Regions from separate parts of the Homo sapiens genome. Here region 2 is linked to region 1. A link is an interaction called in ENCODE POLR2A ChIA-PET data of the cell type or tissue named here. Cell type or tissue: K562. All regions are shown on one strand. Each heading gives the region's core, and the rest is flanking DNA. Links, peaks and the distances in the headings are about the cores only.

Region 1 (13,230 bases), core at 3,796-8,795:
TGCTGTGCCAGGTCCCAGTAGAGGGGCGGGAGAGGAGGCCATCTTGGCGGAAGGGAGAAAGGAGTGGAGCTGCAAGAGAGAACAACCTCCCAGGAGTGCGCAGAGCCCTGCACAGTTTACCAAGCACAGGCCTAGTCTGCGGGGAGACGCCCCGGTCTTCAGATGCCAGGAGTGTGGAGGTTTTCTGGGAGGCAAGGGGATAGGGCCTGCAGAGTGGGGGGCTGTCTTGAGACCTCCCCTGACACCTGCCCCCACCATCAGTTTCCAGACCTTTGGCCCCTGCCCCCGGGCTGCCCCTGCCTGTCCTCCCAGCCCTAGCTTGTAACTGGATGCCATCCTCACTCTGCACCTTCCCAGGTGAGCTGGGGCTCTGCTTACTGAACCCAACACCCACTGGGGGCGGGGATTGAGGGGGCACCCCTGGGGCGGGCATCTGCCTGGAGGCTGAGGCTGAAGGCGGGAGCTGGAGCTGCGGGGGAGGAGTGGAGATGGGCTGGCTGTCTCATTCACAGCCCCCGCCCCAGGCCTCCTCAGGAATTTAGGGTTCCAATTCCCTATTCAAGGTCACCTTCTAAGCCTTTCAAGCCCCACCCCTCCCATCTTGGCCTGCCAGGGCCAAGGACTCAGGGGCACCCCCCTGCCATTTCTGTCCCAGCAGGTGATGCTCTTGGAATCTTAAGGAAATGGAGTCTGGCCTGTGGAGTTTTGGGGACAGAGCTAGGGGGAAAGGAAGCATCCCATGTTCAGTCCTTTTTTCAAAGGCCCTGAACACCAAGGTGAGGCCTCAGATACCTGGATGCCCAACCTGGATCTGCCATTTACAGCCATATGACCTAGGGCCACCCACCTTCTGTGAGCCTTGACTTCCTCTGTAAACTAGGTCTAAAGATTCCACTGTAGACTGGGCGCGGTGGCTCACACTTGTAATCCCAGCACTTTGGGAGGCTGAGGTGGGCGGATCACCTGAGGCTGGGAGTTCGAGACCAGCCTGACCGACATGGAGAAACCCCGTCTCTACTAAAAATACAAAATTAGCCGGACGTGGTGGTGCATGCCTGTAATCCCAGCTACTCAGGAGGCTGAGGCAGGAGAACTGCTTGAATCCGGGAGGGGGAGGTTGCAGAGAGCCGAGATCACGCCATTGCACTCCAGCCTGGGCAACAAGAGCGAAATTCCGTCTCAAAAAAAAAAAAAAATTCCACTTTAGAGTTGTCGAAGTCGCTTTCATAAGAAAATGGGCAGAAGACAGAAGGGGGATTATGCCCAAGTGCACTAACTGACCGGGACCTGTACCTCACGTGTGTTGCGGGAGGCAGAGTGGGGAGATTTCATCCTCCCCTTCCCCATGGTGGGTGGGCGCAGCCCAGGTCCTCCAGAAGGCCAGACAGGAAGGAAGGCTTTGTGAAAGATGGCATTCATTTACTCTGGGCTGCTGTGAATTCTCTTTGTTATTCCCCAGAGGCTGCTCAAGAGGGGGTTAATGGGGCGGGGGATGGCCCCTTCAGGTGACAATAATCAAGACAAATAAATAAGAGCTAACCTTGAGGGTTTGCTGCATCCCTGGCCTGACTCCAGCTCTTCTGTCTTCCTAACTCCATCCATGTTTGATCGGCTTTATCCCCATTTCACCAACGATGAAACCAGAGCTCAGATTTAAGCAGAATAACCACAGTCACACAGTCGGGAACTGATGGGGCCAGTGTTTAAACACAGGAATCTGGCTTCAGGGCTCTCTGCTGACTTTGCAAAAATCCCAGGACCCTTTATTTGGGACTTGGGTTCCAGATACAGCTTGCAGTGTGGCCATAGCCAAGTCACCTAACCTCTCAGAAGTTAGGTTTCTCAGCCATGCGCAGTGGTTCATGCCTGTAATCCCAGCACTTTGGGAGAACAAGGCAGGCAGATCACTTGAGGTCGGGAGTTCCAGACCAACCTGACCAACGTGGAGAAACCCCGTCTCTACTAAAAATACAAAATTAGCCAGCTGTAATCCCAGCTACTCGGGAGGCTGAGGCAGGAGAATTGCTTGAACCCATGAGGCAGAGGTTGCAGTGTGCTGAGATGGCACCACTGCACTGCAACCTGGGTGACAGAGCAAGACTGTCTCAAAAAAAACAAAAAAACAAAAAAGAGAAAAGAAAAAGAAATTAGGTTTCTCTCTTTATAAAATGGGGACAATTGTCCCAACCTCCCAGGGTTATTGTGAAAAACAAACTAGAGGGTTAATGAGGCCGGGCATGGTGGCTCGCCCCTGTAATCCCAATGCTTTGGGAGGCTGAGGCAGGAGTATTGCTTGAGCTCAGGAGTTCGAGGCTGCAGCAAGCTCTGACTGCGTCACTGCACTCCAACCTGGGTGACAGAGCTAGACCCTATCTCAAAAACAAAAACAAACCAACAAGAGGGTTAATGAGCACAAAGCAGATAATCTGATGGAAGATTATTTAAAACTTCCCTGCTCTACACTAACTCAGCCCCCACCTCCTAAAGTGTCCATGCACCCCCCACCTAAGCCCAGAGACTGGGAGACAAAGGCTCTGCGGTTCCCTGGGAAAGGACTGAATGACCAATTGGCGCCACCTAGTGGTCTGCAGTGCATGGGGAGCGGGAGGGCCCGGCTGCTCCGGGATTGGGGGTTAAGTAAGATCATTAGCCCAGTGCGGATGGGAAAAATATACCAGGACGTCAGAAAGGATGGGGTCAGGCCTAGTTGGCACCCCACTGAAGACAGGGTGAAGGAGCGCACAGGGCTCAGGGTTCTATTCTAGTTCCAGTTCTGCCACTAAGAACCTCTCCAGGCCTCAGCTACCTCCTTTGCAGAATGGGAGTAAACATTCCTTACCTCTCAGGTCACTGTCCAAGCCTTTGTTCACTTATGAAACATTTAATGAAGCATCTGCTTTCAAAAGTCATCCTGCTGAGGGTTGTGAGGACACAAAGACATCTCAGCTGTGTCTCTCGGGATCAAGGGATCCGCTTCATCCTAGCAGGGAGACTGAGCTGTAAATTGCTCACTACCCTCAGATGCAGATCCCAGGGGACACTGAGGAGGGAGCATAAGGCACAGGAGGCAAGTGGAGGGACAGCAGGTAGTGGGACTCCCCCTCCAAGGGTGAATGTCTTTGAGAAGTGGCAGGAACTGTGACAAGTCAGGTCATAAGATTATCTTTCTGAGGGCCATCGCCCCGCCCCTCTTGCCTGGCCCCCTGCCTGCCTCCCAGCTGGGGACTGGATCGCCCTGGGCTGAGCCCCCTACTCTGGGCTCAGCCCCCTCAGGGCCAGGCCAGCCTCCCCACATACCACCTTCTCTTGCATTAAAGCCTTTAAAGTGGACCATAGGTCCATCAAGGATAGTTCACATCTCTGTGCATTTGCACTGTGTAGCTCCTCTCTCCAAACACCTTTTCTCCAACTCGTCCACCTGGCAAAGTCAACTCCAGCCTTCCTGTGGGAGAGTGGAGAGGAGAGTGCGAAATCCCCCAACTAGGAAGGAAACAGAAATGAAGGGGTGCCCCCTGCCCCCATCAGCAGTGGCACAGCCTGTAAGAATGTGAAATATACATTTGGTCTTCATCCCCATTTCCTGGCATACAACTCCTAAAATCCTTGGAATCTCCAAAGTGATAAGTGTCTTTTTGTATGCTGATGATTGCCTGATGGCCGGCAGCCCCTAGGCAGCTTCAGGATGGGGCTGGTCACCAGAAAGACCAGGGCAGGATTAGAGGGTTGGGACTTTCAGCCCCACCCTATGACCTCAGGGGAGGGGAGGGAGCTGAAAGTTAAATTGATGACCAATGGTTAATCAATCATGCTTACATAATGAATTCTCCATAAAAGGCCCCAAAGCAGAGGTTCTAAGAGCTTCTGGGTAGCTGAGCAAGTGGATATTAGTGGAGGAAGGCTTTCCCACAGAGGGAAGCTCCACACCCCTTCCCCCACGTATCCTTTTCTAATAAAGTGATAAATGTGTTTCCCTGAGTTCTGTAACTCACTTTAGGAAATTAATCAAACCAAAAGAGGGGGGTCTTGGGAACCCCAACTTGAAGCCAGTCGGTCAGAAGTTCCAGAGGCCCAGACTTGTGACTGTCTGAAGGGGCTGTCAGTTTTGGTGACTGAGTCCTCAACCTGTGGGATCTGAGGCTGCCTCCAGGTAGATAGCTTCAGAATTAAATTAGAGGACACCCAGCTAGTGTCCGCTACAGAATTGCTTGTTTGTTGATGGGAAGAAGTCCCTGCATTTGGTCACAGAAGTCTTCTCTCTGTGTTAATTGTTGTTGCTGTTGAGAGAACAGGAAAAAGCAGTTGGAGTTTTTCCACCCACACCCTGCTATATGAGGGCAGCTTTCTTGGGCAGGTAGCAAGTCCTGGTCGCCTAAGGGTAAGCTCTCTACCTTCCTTATTTCTTTGTTCATTCCCTTGCTGTCTGCCTGCCCCTTTCCATGTGCTGGGTGTGTGTGTGTGTGTGTGTGTGTGTGTGTGTGTGTGTGTGTGTGTGTGTGTGTATTTTTGCTTTGTTTTGTTTTGAGCTGGAGTCTCACTCTGTTACCCAGCCTGAGTTTCAGTGACATGATATCTTGGCTCACTGCAACCTCTGCCCCCTGGGCTCAAGTGATCCTCCCACTTCAGCCTCCTGGGACCACAGACACGCACCACCATGCCTGGTTAATTTTTTGTATTTTTGGTAGAGATGGGTTTCACCTTGTTGCCCAGGCTGGTCTCAAACTCCTGATTTCAAGTGATTCACCCACCTCAGCCTCCCAAAGTGCCGGGATTACAGGTGCGAGCCACCGTATATGGCTCTCCCTGTGCTTCTTTGCCTCAAATCCAGAAGTTATCTGAGGACACAGTCTTTCCTGGCCTTTGCTTCACAGGTAAAGTTCCTTGAGAGGATGATGCTGGGGGGAAGGAGAGGCAGAGAGAAGGAGGGTTCCATAGACTGGGGAGGGGCAAGTGGTCAGAGGGTCCTCTGGGAGCACCACAGGGAGGTGGCAGGGGCCCAGAGGGCCTGGCATGAGGTACTGGAGAGTCTCAGAAAGCCTCCCACCCCATCCCAGGGCCCAGGCTGAGTTACTGCCTATGGATGGTGATCAGGGCGGGCCCTGAAGATGAGAGCGGCTCCTATAAGCCCCACTCTCATTTGACCCTGGGGATTGAGGAGCCTCCTGTCTGACTGAGATAGGGTTTCCCTACACCCCTCGGGATACAGGCTCAAAGTTAAGTTAAATTAGATGTCAAGAAAATAGAGAGCCGTGAGGTTTCTTGCACACCTCATAAAATAATCCACTATTGTGATCTGGCATGCGGGTCAGGAATGTCTGGAGCTCACCCACCATGTGGAACTCACTTGTCTTCCTCTGGGGGCCTTCCAGAGAGCATCTTCACCATGAGAAGGGATTGCTAAGGAGAGGACTTTCCGGTGCCCAGGTAGTCTCACGAGAAAGACATTTTATATAGCAGGACAGATGCATATGAGACTGGGAAAAGCTGTGATCAGCCCCTGCGGAAGGGGAAGGGGCTGGGTGAGTGGGATGCCTCAGCCATGTGTGGAGGATGGAGTCAGAGAGAGGAGTCCCAGGTGAGGATGCAGAAGATAACTGCATCACCGGACCCTCAGACATCCCCAACAACCCGGCCTTCGGGGGTGATTAGAGAGTCATCCTGGACAGAATCACTAGGCCCTCTTGCAACTTGATGAAACATTTGGCCTCTTGCCAGTAGCCACAGGACTTGCATGGGAGACCAAGGTCACCCAGCCCCATACCCGCCTTTAGGTCTGAACTGAATCGGGGGAGGAGGTAGCAGAGTGCAGAGCTCCTGCCCCTGGCAGCTGTGCTCAGTGTCTGGTGGCGGCTGCAAAGGTCTTCCTGGCCTGACTGCTCCCAGCTCTACTCCTGCCAGTGGCTCTAGCCTTTCTGATTCCTATTTGTTTCCAAGCCTAGTTTTCTGGGCTTCATATCAGTTCTTTGAGATAGCCTGTTGTTATCTTCCTTTCCTGCTTCAATTATCCTGAGTCAGTTTCTCCTCTTTCCATCCAAGACCACCGAAGGTTGCAGAGCTGTTAGAGAATATGAGATAGTGCTATCTGGGCTGAACTGGGTGGTCCCCAGACCGTGTGTTCAGTAGAAGGAAAGAGTGAAAGCAGCAAAGTGCAACCAGATTGTAACTGCCCTGAGGGCAGGGCCTCAGTGTGACCTGCTCACAGCTGGACCTGGGAGAAGGGATGTGTTGCATGGGGAAATTGGGAACATCTGACATATAAATGGCACCACATTTAAAGACCCCCATGGTTGCCCACTTGTTGTGGGGTAGGGGAAGGAGGTGTCACTCTGGTGGGCTTGTTTTCTGCTCCTAAGAGTGTCTTCTGTTTGGAACAGAGAAAAGAAATTGTGTCACAGAAAAACAATTGACTCAGCCGGGCGCAGTTGGGAGGCCAAGGTGGGCAGATAACAAGGTCAGGAGATCGAGACCATCCTGGCCAACATGGTGAAACCCTGTCTCTACTAAAAATACAAAAATTAGCTAGACTTGGTGGCATGTGCCTGTAATCCCAGCTCTTTGGGAGGCTGAGGCAGGAGAATCGCTTGAACCAGGGAGGCAGAGGTTGCAGTGAGCTGAGATCGTGCCACTGCACTCCAGCACTCCATCCTGGCAACAGAGCGAGACTCTGTCTCAAAAAAAAAAAAAAAAAATTGACTTCTCCAGGTCAGGGAGGGTGGCACCACCATGCCCAGCTAATTTTTGTAGACATGGGGTTTCACCATGTTGGCCAGGCTGGTCTTGAACCCCTGACCTCAAGCCTCCAGAGTTCCTCCTGGGACTACACCACTGTGCCCGGCAAATTTTTGTTTTTTGGTAGAGACAAGGGCTTCATCATGTTGCCCAGGCTGGTCTCGAACTCCTGGGCTCAAGCAATCCACCCGCCTTGGCCTCCCAATATGCTGGGATTACAAGTGTGAGCCACCTTATCAGGCCATCTTTTTTTTTTTTTTTTTTTTTTTGAGAGAGAGTCTCTCTCTGTCACCCAGGCTGGAGTGCAGTGGTGCAATCTCAGCTCACTGCAAGCTCCGCCTCCCGGGTTCACTCCATTCTCAGCTTCCAGAGTAGCTGGGACTACGGGCGCCCACCACCATGCCCAGCTAATTTTTTTGTATTTGTAGTAGAGACGGGGTTTCACTGTGTTAGCCAGGATGGTCTCCATCTCCTGACCTCGTGATCCGCCCGCCTTGGCCTCCCAAAGTGCTGGGGATTACAGGCGTGAGCCACTGCGCCCGGCCCCAGCCACCTTTTTTATTAATCTGACACCTGTAGCTGCCAATGCATGCCTCCATCATAACCCATATTTACCACCCAGAATCGATACCTTTTCACTCACAAGCAGAGAATCTTAGTTTTAGCTAGCCTATGAGGACCCCTGGGCAATTTCCATCAGGCTTTTTGAAAAACTGAAGTTAGTTTGTTGATGATCAGGTTCAAGCTGGGGAGACCATCAAGGCTCAAACTGAGAAATTTCAACCCAGGCTCCTAGCAAATGCAGCAACATATAGCAGGCCTGTTTGTTTCCCACCACGTGAATTCTCTAGTATGTCTGACTATTGGGTGATGGTAACTCACCTTCACCAAATGACAACGTCATTTCTGTTTTGTTTTTTTTTTGAGACAGAGTTTCACTCTTGTTGCCTAGGCTGCAGTGCAATGACGCAATCTCAGCTCACTGCAACCTCCACTTCCCCACCTCCCGGGTTCAAGTGATTCTCCTGCCTCAGCCTCCTGAGTAGCTGGGATTACAGGCATGCACCACCATGCCTGGCTAATTTTGTATTTTTACTAGAGATGGGGTTTCTCCATGTTAGTCAGGCTGGTCTCGAACTCCCGATCTCAGGTGATCCACCCGCCTCGGCCTCCCAAAGTTCTGCGATTACAGGCGTGAGCCATCATGCCCGGTGACAATGTCATTTTATTGCTAGTCACCAACATCAGATAACTCAGCTTTTCAAACGACCAGTGATACTAAGACCACCTCACAGAAGGGTGTGATCTCAGCCACTGTGGCCTAAACAAACACGTGTGTGCACATGCACAAGTGAGAGGGGGAGAGAGAGGAGGCAGGAGGCACAGTTTTTACACAATTCTCTAGTTTATTTGTCCGAAATAAATACAACCTGAGAACATCCATTTCAATGTCCCCAAACACTATTTATCCCCTGAAAAAGCAGCTTAAAATATGGGTGCACATTTTGCAGCTTATGTTCTTTGGTTAGGCTCTGAAGGGTGTTTGTTCTGGGCTGGGCTAGGCTGGGCCTAGCTGTAGAGACACACCTAAGTTCCGTTCTCTGTTTGGAGGCTGCACCCAGCCTGAGTCCCCACCAGTCCCCTCCAAGAGCCCTGATGCTGCTTCCGGAGCACCTGTCTTCATTGCCTCTCCCTTCTGCAGCCTGAAAGGAGGGATGTTCAGGACTCTGCAGCTCTGTGTCCAGCCCTTGCAGAGAGCTTTGTCCTCTGACATCAGCTACCACACAGGCTCATTCTCAACTGGCACAGAAAGGGTTACTTCTGACCCTACAGCAGCTTACCCAGGGCAAAGTGAGAGAAACTGAAGCACAGCTGGTATATGGGTTTAAAGTACTCTCCCTTTAACCCTGCCAGGAGGCTGAGAGTCCCTAAAAAATACAGAAGGGGACACTGCCTGCCTACTCCAGTTATTCCCTGGGGCCCTGGGCCACTAGGGAGCAGGAGGACGGGGAGGCCACAGGCCACCCTTTGTCTTCTCTTTGTGGGTGAGGCTCAGAGGATTGGGTCCATGTTCTCCTGGTCTGAGGCTGCCTCATCATCATCTGGGGACTCCTGGATCAGAGCCAGAGAAGCCCAGTCATGGGTTTGTGCTGTTCCCCAGGACCATAACCTGGGGGCCAGCATCTCTTTCCTTTTGCCCTCACCCCTAAAGGAGCCAGCAGAGGGCTTTTCTGCCCCCACCCCAGGTCCCACTGGGCCGGCGCTCCCTCTGTCCTAGCTCCCACCCTGCCCGTGGCCACAGCCCACCACTGGATGACTCCCTCTTACCAGACTGAGGCTCCTGCCCCGCCGCAGGGTGGCATAGAAGTGCAGCACACGGGGGTCACAGCGAACCGCCATGGGGTCAAAGTCCAGCACACGTAGGCCCTGCAGGCTGCGGGCCCGAGAAAGGGCCACATAGGCCTGGCCACTGGCAAACACACGGCCCAGAGAAATCTCCACACAATCCAGGGTCATGCCCTGGGGGATGCAGGGACAGAGATGGAGTCAGCTCAGCCTTAAGTCCCTTGCCCCGAAAGGCCTGACCCTTTACCAGCCCTGCTACTGCCCCTGGATCTCCTCGTCCAGTCCAGAGAGTCTCTAGACAGAGGGAGAGCATGACAGCAGGTGGCTGTCTGAGTAGGAGGGGGACCGGGAGACAGATCCAGGTAAGAGTTGAGGGATGGAGTGAAAGGAAAGCACTCAGGCTCTGGGTCAGACAGGCGTGGAGCTGAATCCAGGCTGCCACTCACTAACTGTGTGACATGGGACACATGAGCCCTGGTTTCTTTCTGTGCAAAATAGGATTATTCATTATATCTATACTTTATACTTGATACAGTGGTTGTATACAATTTATACAATTTTACGTATCTAGTGGTGGCTTAGAAAATGGTGGGGCAGGAGATGGCAGAGGGGAAGTGAATGTATCCAGGAAAGGGAGAGGAGGTGGACTTGGAAATTCACTAAAGAAAAGTTTATTCTGGGCTGGGTGTGGTGGCTCACGCCTATAATCTCGGCACTTTGGGAGGCCGAGGCGGGCAGATGACCTGAGTTCGAGACCAGCCTGGCCAACATGGCAAAACCCCATCTCTACTAAAAATACAAAAAATTAGCCAGGCGTGGTGGCGGCCGCCTGTAGCCCAGCTACTCGGGAGGCTGAGGCAGGAGAATGGTGTGAACCTGGGAGGCGGAGCTTGCAGTGAGCCGAGATCACTGCACTCCAGCCTGGGCGACAGAGCAAGACTCTGTCTCAAAAACTAAACTAAACTAAAATAAAATAAAAAAAGACACATAGGCCAGGCACGGTGGCTCACACCTGTAATCCCAGCACTTTGGGAGGCTGAGGTGAGTGGATCACCAGGTCAGGAGATTGAGGCCATCCTGGCCAACAAAGTGAAACCTCATCTTTACTAAAAATACAAAAATTAGCCAGGCGTGGTGGCATGCGCCTGTAGTCCCAGCTACTCAGGAGGCTGAGGCAGGAGAATCTCTTGAACCTGGGAGGTGGAGGTTGCAGTGAGCCAAGATCGCGCCACTGCACTCCAGCGTGGGCGACAGAGCAAGACTCTGTCTCAAAAATAAAAAAAAGACACATAGACTGCAACATGCCTGACCTCCCTCTGCCCTCCCTGTCCCTGCCCCCCACACCGGTGCTCACTTGGCTCTTGTGGATGGACATCGCCCAGGCCAGCTGGAGGGGCAGCTGCTGCCGACTGAGGAGCTGGCCCCCGGTGGCCTGCACCGTCCAGCGGTCAGCGTGGATGACCTCAGTGACTCCACACAGGAACCGCACCTGGGGTAGCCCTAAGGAGAGCATGGAGCAGTCCAACTTTAGCTCTGCTTCAGGGCTCTGAGGTGAGGAGCAGGGGCCTTTGGAGCTTTCCTTCCTAGTCTTTTTCTCCCCCCACCATTCCCGGGGCCATGCTGCAAAGCCCCGTAGCAGGACTGCCACCTCCTCCCAACACTTACCTCTCCCTTCTGCCTCGAACCCAACTACCACCCCTCGGGCACCATTCACCAGGCCCCGAGACACCGATAAGTTTTTCACCAGCATCACCTGCAAGGGAGAGAGAGGAATGGACAGCAGCCCCCCTACCCATGCCTGGTCTTAGCTTCGCCATGGCTGTTCTCAGAGGCTGAGGGCAGGGAGCTGTCATGGGGACACTGAATCCCAATCCTTAGCTCTGCCACTGGCTGCCTGTGACCCCTGGGGCAAGTTGCCTTATCTTCCTCGGTCCCAATTTTTCTTTATGTCAAAGAGGAATAATATTTGCTCAATTTGCCCCAGAAGGAGGTGGTAAGGGATCAATAAGGCAACCTCTATCACAGGGCTTTGAAAATGATTGGCTTGGTTATAGGTACATCTGTGGACCACAGATCTTGAGGGATGGCCTCTAGGTCCTGCCACCCCTCTCAGATACACTGTGCCTGCATTTTCCCCTTGGGTGCCCTAAGGAAAATCTTCTGCCCACCCCCAACATTGAGGGAGGAATCAGGACTGTCTCCTGTTTATAAAGTATACTACAGAAGACAGCTGTGTGGGGTAGGTATTTCATTCCCCATTTTTAGGGATGAGGGGACAGAGCTTCAGCAAGGGAAAGAAATTTGCCCAAAACAACACTGCTTGGAGGACCTCCTGGTGTAGGAAGAGAAAAACAGTAGAAAGCTTAAGATGGGAAGGTGGGTGGGAACAGGAGGCAGGGAGGTTTTCAGTGTGGTCAAAGCTGGGCCCACTGGCTGCAGAGTGGCCTGGGCAGAGGGGTAGGGATCAGCAAGGCCCATGCGGGACAGCCCAAGCTCCCAGGGGCTAGGCCCTGCTTCCCACTCACCTGGGCCCCCAGCTTTAGTTGAAGGAGCTGGCTAACAGGACACTGGGCATCCAGGGTACTGGCCAGCTCAGGGTTGCTGTCCATAGCCTCAAATCTGTGTACCTTACCTGGAGAAAAAGAGTTGAGCAAACAGATCACAAATCACTGACTTGTGACTCAGCATCCCAAAAAAGACTTTTTTTAAATTTTAATTTAATTTAATTTTATTTTTTGAGAAGGAGTTTCGCTCTGTTGCCCAGACTGGAGTGCAAAGGCGTGATCTCGGCTCACTGCAACCTCTGCCTCCTGGGTTCAAGCAATTCTCCTCAGCCTCCCGAATAGCTGGGATTACAGGTGCCCACTACCACATCTGGCTAATTTTTTTCTATTTTTAGTAGAGATGGGGTTTTGCCATGTTGGGCAGGCTGGTCTCGAACTGCTGGCTTCAGGTGATCTGCCTGTCTCGGCTTCCCAAAGTGCTGGAATTACAGGTATGACCCACCGCTCCCAGCCTCCAAAAAAAACTATTAGACCAGAGCACGGGGGTAGGGAGTAGAGGCAGCGCAGGCCTGGGGGGCTGTGGAATTTAGTTCATCACACCTCTCAAAGTCACAGTTGCATTTGCAAATATGAGGGCCTTTATGGCTTCAGAGGTTGGGGGCCTAGGACCCAGAGGCCCAGGTTGCCTGGGGGCTACATCTGCTTATAACTCTTCCCAGCTGGTCTTGCCCAGCCCAGGCTCCCTGCTCACCTGGCAGCTCCTGAAGCCGCCTCTCGTTGGTGAGGGCCACATCATCCTGGTGGGTGCAGAGCCTCGTGGCCACAATCCCATCTCGCCCCACCTTGTGGGAAGCTGTGGCCTGGAGCTGGCGGGTCACCTCATCTGAACACCTGTTGGGGCTGGACTGTCAGGGCAGAGCCCACCTGTGCAGCAGGGGAGGTGGGGAACATGGGCAGGATGGCTCAAGCAGCAGGCCATGGGTCAGGCCTTGGGACTGGAAGAGGGCACCAGGGAAGAGTTGCTGCCCCCTCAAGCTGGCCAACCTGTCCCTTCCAAACTTGGACCCCAAACATGGGGAATAAGCAGGGGCAGGGTACTGAGCTTTGATCACATGTGGGCACCCTTCCCTGTGCTGCCCCAGGTCAGAGCTGGCCACCCTCGCACTCCATAATACTCCTGAGGAAGTTGGCTATGATGAGTGAGCACAGGCTGGAGATTTGCAGGACCCAGATTGGCCTCCAGGGTACAATCTTCTATCCACTTGCCTCCTACCTTGGGTGAAAAATCTAGCTTATGTTTCTGTTTTGTTTTTGTTTTTTGAGACGGAGTCTCGCTCTGTCACCAGGCTGCAGTGCAGTGGCATGATCTTGGCTCACTGCAACCTCTGCCTCCCTGGTTTAAGCGATTCTCCTGCCTCAGCCTCCCAAGTAGCTGGGACTACAGGTGCGTGCCACCACGCCCAGCTAATTTTTGTATTTTTAGTAGAGACTGGGTTTCACCAGGTTGGCCAGGCTGGTCTCAAACTCCTGATCTTGTGATCCGCCTGCCTCAGCCTCCCAAAGTGCTGGGATTACAGGCGTGAGCCACCGTGCCCAGCCCCTGACACCTACTTTATGCCAGGCCTTGTGCTAGGTGATGGAGACCCAACCCTGA
Region 2 (6,563 bases), core at 1-5,000, 62 kb after region 1:
TTTGTCTGGAGGGTCTGTGATTTCAGATGGAGGCTCACCCCAGAGTCCTTGGGGCACCCCCACCTTTCCTGGCACTGGGAGGATACCCCAAGGCCTGGGCAGGTTCTCCACCAGCTGGCTATGGCCCAAAGGAGAGGCTTCGGAGGACTTTCCCTTATAAGGACAACAGCTCAGCTGTGATGAAACTTCTCAGCCTCCTAGCTGGGGAGGCGGGAGAGGGGAAATGACGGTGGCTCCAAGGGTTACAGCTGAGTTTGAGCCTCCTCAGGAACTTGCCCACAAGCCTCCACTCTCTGTTGTCATAATTTTATGGGAGGAGGGGCCAGGCAGGGCTTGGGACCAGAGGGGGTGGCCCACAGAAGGGAAGATGCCTACATTGAGGCCTAGGGAGGAGACAGGACCCTTCAACATCCAGCAGGCAGCTTGCAGATCTGGACTCCAAGCCGTAGGCCTATCTGGCTTCAAACTCACACTCACCCTGGGGAGGATTATCAGAGGGTCCAGAAGGCTATTAGGCCAGCCATCCCTTTCTCTCTTTTGTTTTTTGTTTTTTTTTGAGATGGAGTCTCGCTCTGTCACCCAGGCTGGAGTGCAGTGGCACAATCTCGGCTCACTGCAAGCTCCGCCTCCCGAGTTCATGCCATTCTTCTGCCTCAGCCTCCCGAGTAGCTGGGACTACGGGCGCCCGCCCCAGGATGGTCTAGATCTCCTGACCTCGTGATCTGCCTGCCTTGGTCTCCCAAAGTGCTGGGATTACAGGTGTGAGCCACCACGCCTGGCCTCCCTTTTTATTTATTTATTTATTTATTTGAGACCCGGTCTTGCTCTGTGGCCCAGGCTGGAGCCAGGCTGGAGTGCAGTGGCACGATCTTGGCTCACTGCAACCTCCTCCTCCTCCTGGGTTCAAGCAATTCTCCTGCCTCAGCCTCCCGAGTAGCTGGGACTACAGGCACCCACCACCACGACCAGCTAATTTTGTATTTTTAGTAGAGACGGGGTTTCACCGTGTTGGCCACGTTGGTTTCGAATTCCGGACCTCAGGTGATCCACCTGCCTCGGCCTCCCAGAGTGCTGGGATTATAGGCGTCAGCCACCGTGCCCGGCCCCTTTCTCCCTTTGGACCTCTAAAGTGGAGTCTTAAAGAGCAGGGTGTGTGGGGCTGGTCTGCTTTTGGCCTTCCTCCCCATGAAGCCTGTGTCCCTAGGGGACTGCCCTCCCCAACACAATTCGTCAGCCCACCGTCCAGTCTGAGAAACTATTCCATCCATGGAATCACAGGATATTGGGGCTGATAAGGATCTTTGAGACGTCTAGTCTCACCTGCTGGTTTTAGAGAGGAGGAAATAACAGCTCAGAGCGGCCAGGGGAGGTGGTGGCTCATATGTGTAATTCCAGCACTTTGGGAGGCTGAGGTGGGCAGATGTCTTGAGGCCAATCTTCAAGGCTTGAGACCAGCCTGAGCAACATGGCAAAATCCTGTCTCTACAAAAAAAAATTAGCAGGGCATGGTGATGCAGGCCGAAGTGGGAGGATCGCTTAAACCTGGGAGGCGGAGGTTGCAGTCAGCTGAGATCGTGCCACTGCCATCTCAAAAAAAAAAAACAAAAGCTCAGAGGGGACCTGGTATTGCCCATTTGTTTTGTTAAAATGTGTGTGTGTGTGTGTGTGTGTGTGTGTGTGTGTGTGTGTGTGTGTGGCTTTCTCTTGGTTTCCCATTAAAACTTCCTTTTTAAGAAATCCCAAGTTAACCGAATAACAGGATAAAGAGCTTTTTCTACACCCAGATCTGGTTAGTTCTGGGGGTCAGTGTTTCCCTGAAGACCATGTCTGGAGTTGGCAGCAGGGGAGGCAAGATCCCAAGGGAGAGATGGGTGTGGCAGATGGAGAATCTGTCTCTGACACTGCTGTGCATAAGCTGTGGCACCTGCAGTGGCTGCTCAGCCTCTTGGAATTGTAGTCTCATCTCTTAGGGGGAGACAATCACTCCTGGCAAGGCGATTTTGAGGATGAAATAAGATAATTTAGATAAAGCATTTGCTCAGGGCCCACCACATAGCAAGGACTTAGTAAATGGATAATCATATGGTGTATTGGGCACCTACTCCATGCCAACATTACATTAGGAGCCGTGGATTCCAAGTACAATAAAATGGGATCTTTCCTCAGGTTGCTCACTGCCAGTCAGGGAGACAGGCACTCCAACTCATAAATGCAATGGGACAAGCTCTGTGTTAGACCCACAGGCAAATTCTGTGGCAGCAGAGAGCAGACATCAATGGGCTGTGTTTGCTGAGGGAATCAGTCGAAACCTGAGGAGGAGGTTTCTTTGCCTGGGCCTCAAAGGAGGAGTTAGAGTTTACAGAACAGAGGTGGCAGGGAAGGACATTGGAGACAGAGGGAACAGAGTCACAGTGGGTTACCGGGTTACTGGAGCCATGGTCAGCTCTTTGTGTAGTCTCCTATTGGCTATAAGTAAGAGGTGGGGGACTGGGAGGTGAGGTGGGAGAGGGGAGCGGGGATGCTGGTCACCCAGAAAGGTTGGACTTTGCCCTAGAGACCAAGGGAGTCTGGGGAGGGGGTCGTTTCAGGAGGTGGGGGGCGGCAGGTGGGGGTGTGGGGTGGAGACTGGAGGCAGGGAGGGTAGTTAGGAGGTAGTGACAGTGAACCAGGGGAGGAGTGGTGAGGGCCTGAACTGCAACAGTGGCATTAGGGGTAGAGTGGAGGAGAACTGGGGACTTTGGGGCATTGTGAATGTGGGAGAGATGGAATGGGAGAGAGGGAATTCAGAGATGACTCACAGAGTTCTAAGGAAGTGGGAGTACCTTTTTGAGATAGGAAGCCCCTGGGGAGGGCGGGATGGGGAGAGGATGGTGGCCATGTGGAGGGGTCTGGTGAACTACTAGAATTGAGCTGAGGCAAAAAATTGACAGTCAACGGGCATCCAGACAGTGGATAATTAAAGCCACAAGCACTGCTGAGTTATATCTTGTATGTTACTTAAGATTAGATTTGACTGTGACTGACAAGAGGCCATGGTGTCAGAAGAGTTCATCAGAGGCTAAACCTCAGCTCCGGGGGAGTTAGGCCAAGACAGCAGTGACACAAATTCATTTATCTTGCATGAATTAAGTCTGGTGGTAGAGGCCATCTCTATCATGGCACTCCATGGTCATCTGGGACCCAGCCTCCTTCCCTCTTACTGCTCTGCCATCTTACCCCTTGACTTTGATTTCTGGACCCATGAGGTGATACAGCTGCAGCCCCCGCATAAGTGTTCTCACCCTTGGGAAGCAAGAAGGGGTATAGGATGCACACTTTCCCTTTAGAGACACTTTCTGGAAGTTGTACTGCTGCCTCATTGCGAGGGTGGTCTTGCAGCTAGCTGCCTGGTGTTTTTTTTCCTGTTGACTGTGTGCCAGCTGAAAATCAAAAGTCTTATTACTAAAAAAGAAGGGAGGGAATGGAGCTAGAGCAGTGTTTTTCAAATGGGGATGATGTTGCCTTCAGAGGACATTTGTCAATGTCTGGAGATATTTTTGTCACAAATGGGGACATTGCTACTGGCATTTAGTGGGTGGAGGCCAGAGATGCTGTTGAACACCCTACAATGCACAAGACAGCCTCCCCGACAACATCTTGGGGGCTCCTCATCCAAAATATCAGTAGTGCTGAGGTTGAGAAACCCTGACCTAGGTGGACAACGTATAGTCTCTTTGCCACAACCAGGACGGGGTGTAGAGTGAGTGGACTAGTCACCGTAGATGTGCAAAGACACCTGTCCCTGGCAGACCATAATGTCAGGAGAGTTCAGCAGCAGCCCAGACCTAGGCTCTGGGGTTTTATCAGATTTGTCCCAGCTTAGTGGGGCTCTTGTCCTCAAAGAGGCTTTGTTTTGTTTGTGTCTTTTTGTTTTATTCATTTCTGTTTTAAAAACTATTTTTATTTTTTGTAGGAATAGGGTCTCACTATTTTGCTCAGGCTGGGCCCTTGTTTTATTCATTTCTTGATGTTGAATTCTGAAGCAGAGACCCAGGTTGGAGCCTCAAGGAAGAGGCTTAAGATAGAGGCGGGCTGAGCTCCGTGGCTCATGCCTGTAATCCCAGCACTTCAGGAGGCCGAGGCAGGAGGAGCACCTGAGGCCAGGAGTTTGAGACCAGCCTGGGCAATGTAGCAAGACCCTGTCACTACAAAATATTACAAAATAATTAGCCAGGTGCAGTGGCATGCACCTGTAGTTCTAGCTTCTCAGGACACTGAAGTGAGAGGATCCCTTGAGCCCATAAGTCCCAGGTTACAGTGGGCTATGATCATGCCAACGCATTCCAGCCTGGGCAACAAAGCGAGACTCTGTCTCAAAACAAACAAACATATATATATGCATTTCTTTGCCCACTAGCCACACCCCTGAGCTGCAGGTAGGGGAAAGAGTCCAATAGTCTTGGTAGCCAGGGCCAAGTTCTGATTCAGTCCCTCAGAGTGTGACCCAATCAGGACTTCTCCTCAGCCTCCTGGCCACAAGCCGGGGCTGGGTGGCCAAGGTGAGGCCCTTGTGGCCTTGAATCCGCAGAGATGCCAAGGCAGCCTTGCCAGCTTTGCCCAAATTGCTGGGCTGGCCTTTCTGTGCTTCCTCCCTCCCAACCAGCCTTCCAGCCTAGTCAGCTTTTCTGGGCCCCTCCCACCTCCATTTCCTTCCAGCCTGTGGCCTTGGGTCTGAAGGGAAGCAGCCCTGCCCCAGCTGTGGCCAGCGCCAGGCCATGCTGAGGCTGAGGCCTGTGGGTCCCCAGAGTGCCCAGGGTGTGGTGTGGGTGAGAGTGTGCTGGTCAGTGGGATGAGGAGAGTGCAAACAGCTCTGTCTCTGGGGAAGGCCAGGGGAGAAGAATAGATCCCAAGTCATTCTGAACATTTGGGGTGCCTGCTATGGGTGAGCAAAAGTCTCCTCAGACTAAACAGCCCTCTTCTTTTCTCTGTGAAAAGGTTCCCCTTGAGAGGAATTTGTCTCAAAATCACCCCTCAGGCTTGGGCCAAGGTCAGTCTCTACAGTGGATCTGGGAGGCAGGGTTCCATGAACTCAGGAAGTATCTTCCAATTTGTTTCTGGAGGGCCAGAGGGACCCCGGAGTTTTTCAGCATTTTGAAATATACAAGATATTCAACAAGACTAGGTGGCAGATGGGACCAGATATGTGGCACAGACCTTTCAGCTCTGTGAGCTTTGACAAGTCGCCTAACTTCTGCTCTTCAGTTACCTCATCAGTTAAACGAGGAGAATTGTGCCCACCTGAGAGCTTGGAGATTAAATAGGATCACGCATGCGTGGCACCTGGACGATGCCCACCCAGTACCCACGGGAGGCCCTCAGGAAGCAGTGGCTGTTACTATCATTGTATCATCACTCTGTCTCTCAGAAGAGCCTTTTCCTTTCTTTCTTTCTTTCTTTTTTTTTTTTTTGAGATGGAGTTTTGCTCTTGTTGCCCAGGCTGGAGCACAACGTTGCGATCTTGGCTCACTGCAACCTCGGCCTCCCAGGTTCAAGCGATTCTCCTACCTCAGCCTCCTGAGCAAGGAGAGCCTTTTTACTCTTTTTCAGAAAGTCCTCCCTACAGCCACCTCTTTCTGTAGCTCTGACCAAAGAAAGTCTAAGGTGAAGGGACCCCAGTAACCTACACTTTACAGGTGGAGAGGCAAGAGAAGGGACTTGCCCAAGGCCACCTGGGGTGCCTGTGGCAGGGCATCAACAAGCTCGGGTCACTGCAGCATTCTTCTCCCCACCCTCTTCCCATTCAGGAAAGAAGGCCAGTCCTGTCATTTGTGCTGTTGTCTCAGACACCAAAAGGCTGTTTTCCTTCTGTCCAGCTCAGCATCGATGCCTGGAATCAGGAAGCAGGGTGATGGAAAGTGTCCTGTCTGACGTCTTCCTGCGGAGGGGGGACGGCATCCTCACAGGCTGGGCTTCCTGAAATACAGCTGTGGCAGCAGCTTCAGGATTTGGCAGAACATTTAACATTATTATTATCATTATTTTTGAGACAGAGTCTCACTCTGTTGCCCAGGCTGGAGTGCAGTGGCGCAGTCTCGGCTCACTGCAACCTCCGCCTCCCGGGTTCAAGCGAGTCTCCTGCCTCAGGCTCCCAAGTAGCTGGGATTACAGGTGCGTGTCACCACGCCCGGCTAATTTTTGTGTTTTTAGTAGAGACTGGGTTTCGCCATGTTGACCAGGCTGGTCTTGAACCAGCGATCTACACACCTTGGCCTCCCAAAGTGCAGAGATTACAGGTGTGAGTAACTTCGCCCAACCAACAATTGGATACTTTTCAGTACTATTTGAATTATTATTATTTGCCATACACATAAGTTAAATCTATTAATAAAATAGTCAGGCCAGGCGCGGTGGCTCACGTCTGTAATCCACCTGACCTCAGGTGATCCACCCACCCTCGGCCTCCCAAAGTGCTGGGATTATAGGCGTGAGCCACTGTGCCTGGCCTAACATTATTTTTTAAAAGACCGAGTATTGGGAATAAGGTGAGGAGGGAGGAGAGATGGGGTAGATGAAAGGAAACAAAC

Evidence for each region. ChIA-PET counts read pairs that join two places held together with the same protein. Peaks named below come from ENCODE experiments on the same cell type or tissue, not always from the same donor. Only the 100,000 strongest peaks of a DNase experiment are listed, where the experiment ranks them.
Region 2: POLR2A ChIA-PET joins it to region 1 with 5 read pairs; 7 of 35 experiments call an interaction of 5 or more read pairs at or near these places.

Annotation. Positions count from the first base shown.
Region 1 is chr15:64,807,520-64,820,749 of GRCh38, forward strand. PIF1 (PIF1 5'-to-3' DNA helicase) reads right to left here. Exons shown (of 13, transcript NM_001286496.2): 8 at 12,328-12,467; 9 at 11,598-11,704; 10 at 10,738-10,825; 11 at 10,427-10,572; 12 at 9,055-9,246; 13 at 8,113-8,838. The coding sequence ends at 8,779. Among named protein-coding and RNA genes, the nearest start is that of PIF1, 12 kb to the right of the region's middle. RefSeq lists enhancers at 1,209-1,716, 3,239-3,746, 3,747-4,252, 11,964-12,464. In K562, for the core only: no CTCF peak of the experiment used is centred there; a DNase peak (open chromatin) is centred at 5,732.
Region 2 is chr15:64,873,010-64,879,572 of GRCh38, forward strand. No RefSeq gene overlaps it. Among named protein-coding and RNA genes, the nearest start is that of PLEKHO2, 34 kb to the left of the region's middle. RefSeq lists enhancers at 1-76, 97-146. In K562, for the core only: no CTCF peak of the experiment used is centred there; no DNase peak of the experiment used is centred there; H3K27me3 peaks cover 329 bases.